Linked DNA regions of Homo sapiens: region 2 is linked to region 1. Evidence: chromatin contacts called from ENCODE Hi-C or POLR2A ChIA-PET data. All regions are on one chromosome and are shown on one strand. Each heading gives the region's core, a stretch centred on a gene start or an enhancer-like site at or near the end of the contact. The rest is flanking DNA. Distances are from core to core; before and after follow the strand shown.

Region 1 (4,744 bases), core at 1,198-3,697:
GGAGACCAGCCTAACCAACATGGTGAAACCCCATGTCTACTAAAAATACAAATTTAGCTGGGTGTGGTGGTGCATGCTTGTTATCCCAGCTACTTGGGAGACTGAGGCAGGAGAATCACTTGAACCCGGGTGGTGGAGGTTGCAGTGAGCTGAGATCATGCCATTGCACTCTACCCTGGGCAACAAGAGTGAGGCTCCATCTCAAAAAAAAAAAATATATATATATATATATAAAATAATATATATATTATATATATATAAAATAATATATATATTATATATATATAAAATAATACATATATTATATATATATAAAATAATATATATTATATATATAATAAGAGACAATGCAAAAAATGTGTTGGTATATGGAATATAGGACTGTTAGATGTGGAAATAAGTTCATAAATCACAAAATTTATAGAATCACAGATTCCCTGACCTTAATCCTTCTGACCTTCTGCCATACATTTTTGAGCTCTGTCTTCCAAGCAAGCTATTCCTTCAGAAGTTTCTCTTTGGAAGGCATTTCCATTACTAAATTCCTGAGGCACCAGCAGAACATATCTTTCGTTGCGTAGCTTGTGTGATTTACATCCCAAGCTAAACACTTTTTCTTATGACGCCCAAAGTAAAGATAAATAACAGCTTGTTGCCGTATCTGTAGGTAAGCTTTCTGAAGCTAAGGGGACTCTAGTTGAACTTCAGTTTCTATTATTATGTTCTTGTGGGCCCTATATTCCATTCTTATACAGCCCTGATTTTATTTGTTTCAAATATTTTTGAGGACCTCAAATGGAAACAATTGTAAAAAGTGATTGGCTACGGTTAAATTGGTCAATGTCTTCAGTACATTAGGACTTTCAAGATGTTGGAATATCTGGGTTGATTCCAGATTAATTACAAAATTGAATAACAAAATATATACAGAGAAGTGTGATTCATTAAGTAAGCTACAATATTCTCTAGAACTTTTGGCCACACTCTGCAGCTTTCCATTTTCAGAGGCTGGATGGAGGTAATTATTAGGGAAGGGGAGTAATCTAGAGTGTCTTCTAAACTATGCAGTGTATGGTGATGAGTTTAGGAACACAGGTTCTCCAGTCCCACAGCCTGATTCAAATTCCAGCTCTAAAACAATCCACTCTGAGAATGTGAGCAAGTTCTAAGGCCTCAGTTTCCTCACCTCTAAAGTGGAGGTATCAATACTACTGATCTGCCATCTTATATTGAAGATACAATGAAATAACACTGAGAGATCACAGTGTAAGACACATAATGCGTGATAAATACATGTTCACTATTGTAATTATTCTGAAATGCCCATTTATATTTCCCACACTGGCCCGTGCAAACTATTTTGAGATAGGGCGAAATCAACGCATCATCACACTGAAACCCCCGGTCACAATCAGATGCAGTTTCCTATAATATGACTTTAAATTGTCAAAGGATGCCATAAAAAACACAAAGAGTTGGTTTCCACCACATGAATTCAGGGAGCTTCTCATATTCTATGCCCAGATAAATAATGACTGTGTCTGGAAACAGGCAAAGAAAGACAAAAGGGAGATAAACTCCTAGACCTCTCTTTCCAGGCTCAAAGCAAAAAAAAAAAAAGCAAGCTTATACAGCAAGATTAATAACTTTCTGCTTTTGAAAAGAGACACAGTCCTGAAGGACAGATTCTAATAAAATAATTAAGATTATTCATCTAAAGTTTCTTAATTCCAGCAGTAACTTAAAAAGCAATCTAATCTTTTTTCCTCTATCTTTCCATAATCTTCTGCGTTTTTCTTTGACCAAAAGACATTGGATCTTCTTAGGGAGATGACCTTTTTCTAAGCCTAGGACATGATCATTAATCTCTACCTGTGTCAGATTCAACTGACTTTATCAAGGAATCTGCAAAGTAGAAAGTTTTCTTACTAAGAGTGGTCGTGGAGGCCTAGGGCTCTGGGTTCCTTGGGGATGGCCATGTGAGTTTGTCTTTTGTCCCTTCCTTGGTGCAATGCGGGTTGACATTGGAGGGTAGACATTCTCAGGCTGTGTGACCGATTTGCATTCTGTATGCGTGTGCAAGGCCATCTTGGATTCCTAGAGCTGAATGAAAGGATCACCTGTTTTCACCCTCGGAGGTGAAATGCATTTTATCTTTTGATCAAGATATTTCAGTTCACTGAAGCCGAGCCACCTGCAGAGAGAAAAACCAGATCTGCTGAGTCTTTCTTTAAACCCCAGCACATCCATGCTGGTGTCTCCCTGTTAAAATAAGCATTTCTTATCAGTCAGCATCTGTTTCCTTTTTTTCCTCCAGGCCTGTTTACCACATTTTTCATTGAGAGACTTCCCCGTGAAGTATAATTCACTTCGATTTTCCTCATTCATAAGGTTTTTTACATCTCCCAGCTGCAACGATTTTAAGCAAATTTCTGAGGACTTATAATTGAACGTGACTCATTTGCCTAACGCAGAGCTCCAGAGCACAGGCTGAGACAGTCAGAGCTCTTTCGAAACGTGGTAAATTTACACCATGTGCATTTTTTGGTATAAGTATGTGATTCATTGGTGAGGAGGCTTGTCAATAAAGCCTTCTCCACCTCTACTCTGAAATGAAGTGGGTCCTTTTAATATGCAAATTTCTGGAAAAGGCTAGTTCCCTTTCCCCCAGAAGTTGCCAGCGTGAGGAAAATTATCTAGACAAAGTAAACTCATTGGTTTCGTACAACACAAAATCAAATCGCTATTGCCAGGTGTTCCCATGACAACTGCCTTCCTAAGCAAACTTCTCTACAAAATATACAGCTGTTATTTTATCTCATTACTAAGTTCCCTTGACAAAACTACAGTACAATAACCACTCACATACATGTTGTTAAAGGGGATAAAGCTCCCCTGGGCCCACATGGCTTATCTTTCAAATGATAACTTAACAATTCAACCCTCCATCATCGGCACTATGTGATTTCTTTTCTCTTCTTTGCCTTGTGCCATATTAGGAAAAATTCATGCTCATCTTTAATATACTGTTAGTGTGTGAGTAGAAATTTTTATATTTTCTATTGTATACCCACAAACAATTATGTAACAACCAAATTTCCATCAAATAAGATGATAAAATTAACTTCTCTAATATTTCATATCCCCACAGTAAATACATTATCTGTCATTGCTTATGCTAATTATTTTGAGCATAACGGTGACTGGACTAGTCTTTGGATGTCAGTCATTCTGCGCTAGTTGAAGACAGAGTGGGTTCTGTCTATCTCTAGACAGGAACCAGTAAGAAAATTGAACTCATTTTATCCAATTGCCAAGAGTTGGGGAGAGACTACTTTGCCTATTCTATGCCCCACTGTAACATATTTCAGGACCAGTGCAAGCTGTAAGCCAGAAGAAAAATAGGTCAAAGCCCTAAAGGAAAGTCAGATTCTCATGAAATATTCAGCGAGACTCCGTCCTCTCAGTAGTGAGGGGAGTGAGGATGGAAGGGGTGGCAGGTTCCATGTCATTGGTCGAGGAGGAGGGGAGAAACAATGGCAGTTATGTCCCCTGGAAGGATAAAGTCTGGCTTAGTTTCACTGTCAGATGGCTACATGTTTCCGTTGCTTTATTTTAAAAGAATATTTTTTTCCAGTTCAATTTCACTGTATTTGACAAGAAAACTAGTTTTTGGTGATACTTCAGATTATGCCGTAGATTTCAAAAAGATTCATTTTTGACAATGTTATATAGTATTATGTTTGCAAATGAGAGTCAAAAATAGCTGATTCTTACAGTTTCCTGCAGAAGTAAAATGCAAGGAAAATCCTGGCTATAATGCATCACCTCCTGTCAAGAGACAGCCACCAGTTTCAGCAGAGACACATCAACTAGAAATAGGCAGGAGAGGGACAGAGGAGGTGCTGTTTTCTCACAGTAGGATGTAGCTAAATTCACAGGGCATCTTCATTCATAAATTCAGTGGAACCCTATTAACTTGTTTTGCTTGAAAACCCAGCAAGAAATCTTCCCATTGATTTATTATTAGCTTTGTCATAGTCTCATAGATGGATGAAAATAGCGTAGTTTATATGGAAGACAAACCTGCCTTCAAAATCACATTCACCTCAGTGTTTTTCTTTTCATGTTATTATTTACACACACACACACACACACACACACTGCTGTTATTCCTTATAGCTTGTATCAGTTAGAAAGTTACTTGTTATGCTGCAATAACAACCACCACAACAAAAAACCCCACCACATTATTAGCGGATTAAAACAATGAAGGTTACTTTATTTTTTCCTTCTTATGCGGATTCTGCAGCCTGTCCAGATGACAAAAATTTATTTAGGATAAAACTTGAGTCTCATCTTTGACTCAGTCTTTTTTCTCTGCCCTCAGCAGAAACATTGATGGTCTCCCAGGCTTGCATCTAAACCTTTCGGGATCGCTCAACTCGGTTAACTTCTCTCTATTCCCTGCCTCTGTCACCACTTCAGGCCAGCATCGTATGTCAAATAGGTTACTGCACCTTCCTGTGACGACAGCACCTGCTTCTAATCTTCCTGCAGCTCTCCTGCAATCTCTTCTCCAAGGACTGTCCTAGGGAATTTACTTAAGTCAGCTCCTTGTTGTCCTCGGGGTAAAGTCCGTAATACTTTACTTACAAGTTCTGCTCTTATCTGAGCCCTACTCATTCTTCCAGTTTCCTTTCACTTATTTACATCCCATTACACCAGGCACGAAATGACTTTC
Region 2 (4,386 bases), core at 40-2,539, 320 kb after region 1:
TACACTAAAAAGCACTTAAGACATATGTGAATTCACTTAATAAAATTGTTTTCCATATAAATATTATTTAAACTCCCTAAAATATTGTCTTTTTCTTTTCTTATTAAGGTATAAAATTTCTTTGCCTATTTCTAGAATTAATAAACAAGTTGCTATGAGCAACTTGGGAGAAACACAATAAGATTCTTTAAAAACTTTTTTTTCCGTTTCTTTTTTTAAGTTTTCCTGTTGGCCTGACTCATTGTGCTCTCACATCCCTTTGAAACCATATGGGGAAGTAATAAAGTGTGTCTCTTCTTCCAAAGATATGCACTGTTTATTAACTGACTAAGGGAAATACTATGAGCTCATTACTATTTGTCATACATGGTCATTCAATCACATTGAGCAACAGACAAGACCAGGAAACACCCGTGTAAAAGGACAATGGATAATGGGCAGTTTAACAGTTTAATTTTTTATGAGAAAAAAAAGAAGTTGAATATGACCTTAGATAAAATACAAAATACAGCAATAGTAACACTGCTGGCCATTTCTATTCAACAACAAACTCTCTGTTCTCTGCAGAGACTAGGAGGCAGGTACAGGATTCTGCCTACAAATAACTTTCTTTCTTTAGCACCAAATTGTGCCCAGTGTAGCACCACTTATTGTCCAAAGAATTAAAAGCCTTCAGCAGCAGATATTATTATTGTCTTTCAAAGATCTCCTTCCTGGGAATTCCATCACATGTAAACATATGCTTAAGGATTTAGCTCCATCTACAGGAAGCAGAAAATAAAACAAATTATTTGTAAATACAAAGTCCTCTCTGCACACATCCATTTAGATAAGATTGTTTTTGCTTCTTCCAAATGATGCTTTTGGCTGAGAAAGTTCCAGCGGAGAAAGGAGAGCAGTTAGAGTAGGAAATGGGCATATGACTCATCCATTCCTGGGGTTTTGAATCAGAAGAAAATCTGATTCTACTTCATTAAATAAATTTCTATAAAAAGCAGCCATTTATAAAACATGACTTATGAAACATATTGCCAAGGAGGAAGCCTCTCCCAGGATTTTGCAGGGATTTATCAAACAAGAGTCCCTGAATGTTAAAGTTTCAGATAATTCTGTCTCTGGATGTGGGTTTCATTCCCCTTCTTCCCCATAAACTTCCTATCCTCTGAGAATATGTGCCACCCCCCATAACTGTGTCCACTGAGCCAGATCCCAGGACAAAGGGTGTCAAGGAGGGTTGGAGGAGATGGCTTGGGAAAACCTGCCAATATCCTTTCTCAAAACAATGGCAGAAATCTGGGTGCTGTCTTCTTTCCTGCTCCACATTAATTGACAATAAACATAGCTATTTACTTAAGAGGAAAGCGGAAACTCAGAAATGGTTTGGTCACCAAAAACCACAAATGAAATATTCCATTTTCCCCAAAGTCATATTTATCCACTCTTAAACAACCTTCTAAAGAAGAGCGCATCGTTAGTTGGACATGTTAGTCAAGCCACGTCCTTGCCATGGAATGTTCTTCAGAGCATTGAGTGGAGATCATGTACCTCCACATTCCCGGAAGCATATGCCTCATGTTTCTTCATTGAATAATTCAAATCTAAAATTAGGGGTAAAATGCTCTATTGTACAAAGATGCTGCCTTGTTTATATACCCAATTTCCATTTCTAAATAAATGTACAGTAGCTCTGAATGAAGAAACTGCGTTTGGGTTAATCCTTTGTACCAAGAATAATGACTAGGCTCCAACCTCAATCCTGCATGAGTTTATACTGAAACTTCACCATGTGTATGAAACTATACTTACTCATCAAATCATTTTATTCCAGAGTAAGGAGAAGATCTGCCACAAAGAGAAACACCCAACTCTACCCCAGAGATGCTACAATTCTCAAATTCCATAAATTAGATGTTTTTCAGCCTCAAGCCTTTCAAGTCTCCTTCAGATTTCTATTACTTTTGCGTGAACGATAAACTCATAAAATGTAAGGTTCTGCTCTATTAAATAATGCATTATGGATGTCATATGATTTTGTAAAAGCTTCATAACATTTCTAAGCAAATAAATTATAGAAACTCTGGGTAAAGGTAGTAGATTAGACACATGCTCGCCTATGTCTGCTCCTTCCACAAATCCTAAGGAAATTATAGAGAAGAAGTATAAATTCACAGACAGGTGACTGAAAGGAGAGGCTGCAGTGGATGAGATACATTAACAAATATTTGGGCGGGATGGTGGAAACCGACTTAGCGGAACAAAGGAAGCTGAATCCTAAGAGAATTTTTCACTGAAGAATGGGGAAAGATAAAAAACGAGAGGTTCTGAGTTTTGCAAATGCAGTGATCAGATGGGGTTCAAAACCAGGAGGGCCAATTGACAGGTGGAATAAATAGTGATCGGGCATCCAGGATTCCTTCTCTGAGTTTTTAAATGTTTTCTAATTGATGTATAATAGATGTACACACTTTCAGGATACATGTGATAATTTATTGCATTCACGTAATCAATAAAGATAAAAGCAGCGCAATTAAGATGCCTATCACCTTGAATATTTGTCTTTTCTTTATGCTAGAAATATTTAAATTATTCTTTTCTAGATATTTTGAAATATACAATAATTATTGTAGACTATAATCAGCCTACTAATCTATCAGTCTTATTTATTTTATCAAACTGTATATTTGTAGCCATTAATCTGAGACTAGTAACCATACCTCCCCAACACAGAAAGAAATTGATTCAGAGAGATTATACACTGGGACATGTGAGGCACAGTGGTGGGTGATGCTTAGGCATTAAAACCAGGAGAATTAGGTTAAACTTTATAAACTTCACTGCAGAAAATGGAAGCAGAAGGAATACTTCCCAGTACCTTTTATGAGGCCAGAATTACTTTAACACCAAAGCCAGATTAAAATCATTACAGAAGAATAAACTAGACTCCAACATGTCTTATAATTATAGCTCAACAGAATATTAGTGAGTCAAAGCCAACAATGTATTTTTTGAAATACACTACAACCAAGTGGGATCATTTCATACCTGAAGTAAAGTATACAAAAGAATGATTCAACATTCAAATATCAATCAATGTCATCCATCATGACAACAAGCTAAGAAGAAAAATCATATGCTCATATCAATAGATGCAGAAAAAACATTTGACGAACCTCACAACCATTCAAAATAAAAATTCTCAGCAAACTAGGAATAGAGGGGAACCTTTTCAACTTGATAAGAAGATATCTACCAAAAACCTACAGCTAATATCATACCTAATGGTGAGAAACTTAATGACTTTCCCTTAAGATTAGAAATGGCAAGGATGTCCTCCCATACGATTTCACTTGACATCATGCCCAAAATGCTAACTAGCACAAAAAGACAAAAAAGTGTAATTGAAAATATACAAATGGGAAAGGAAGACATAAAACTGTCACATGAATGACTCTGTAGATTTAAAAAATATATATATATAAGTAACAAATGAGTATATCACGGTCACAGGGAACAATATTAACATATATAATTATTTTGTATACTAGGAGTAAACAATTGGAATGTAAAATGTAAAAAAGGAATACAATTTACTATTGCACCAAAAGAATGAACTCTTTTGTTAGAACAAATCTAACAAAATATTTAAGTATCTACATGTGGAAAACTACAAAATTGATGAAAGAAATCAAATGACATTTAAATAAATGAAGAAATATTTCATGTTCAAAATCCCAGCAAGTTATTTGTTAGATATCACCAGCCTGATTCAAAAGTATGAAGAAATGCAAAAAATCTAGAATTGTCCTCTAATGAAGAAGAATGAAGTTAGAAGATTCAAATCATCCAATTTCAAGATTCGCTATAAAGTTTATTGTAATCAAGACAGCGTGGTTTCAAAAACAGAATAAACACATTCATCAATGAACAGAATATGAAGCCAAGCAATAGATCCAAACACATTCACTTAATTCTTTATGTTGGCCTAAAGGTAATTCAATGAAGACACAGGCTTTTTAAACAAATTATGTTGGAACGGTTGCACACCTATTTCCAAAAAAAAAAACCTAGACACAGACTGTACAATTTTCACAAAAATTAACTCAAAATGGGATATAAAAGCATAAGAATGACATAATGGACTTTGAGGACTCAGGGGAAAAGGATGAGAAGGAAGTGAGGGATAAAAAACTGCAAATTGGGTGAAGTGTATACTGCTTGGGTGATGGGTGCACCAAAATCTCACAAATAACCACTAAAAAACTGATGTAATCAAATACCACCTGTTCTCCAATAACCTATGGAAATAAAAAATTAAAATACCAATTAACTCAAAATGATGCATAAACATAAATGTAAAATACAAAGGTGCAAAACTTCTGAAAGAAA

What was found. A loop is a pair of places that touch in the nucleus more often than their neighbours do. ChIA-PET counts read pairs that join two places held with the same protein, here RNA polymerase II (POLR2A).
Region 2: a loop to region 1 is called in a map of endothelial cell of umbilical vein, with 7 times the contacts of the local background. The contact joins two enhancer-like sites. A Hi-C loop is called at or near these places in 1 of 168 maps with a recorded cell type or tissue (endothelial cell of umbilical vein). POLR2A ChIA-PET finds 5 or more read pairs at or near these places in 1 of 52 experiments (PC-3).

The regions. Positions count from the first base shown.
Region 1 is chr10:4,448,889-4,453,632 of GRCh38, forward strand. No RefSeq gene overlaps it. Among named protein-coding and RNA genes, the nearest start is that of LINC00703, 67 kb to the left of the region's middle. Within about 2 kb of position 2,448, at least 2 of the 41 ENCODE cell types and tissues checked have a DNase peak (open chromatin) inside an H3K27ac peak, as active enhancers do; they include endothelial cell of umbilical vein, where a contact is called at or near this core.
Region 2 is chr10:4,770,607-4,774,992 of GRCh38, forward strand. No RefSeq gene overlaps it. Among named protein-coding and RNA genes, the nearest start is that of AKR1E2, 53 kb to the right of the region's middle. Within about 2 kb of position 1,290, at least 9 of the 41 ENCODE cell types and tissues checked have a DNase peak (open chromatin) inside an H3K27ac peak, as active enhancers do; they include endothelial cell of umbilical vein, where a contact is called at or near this core.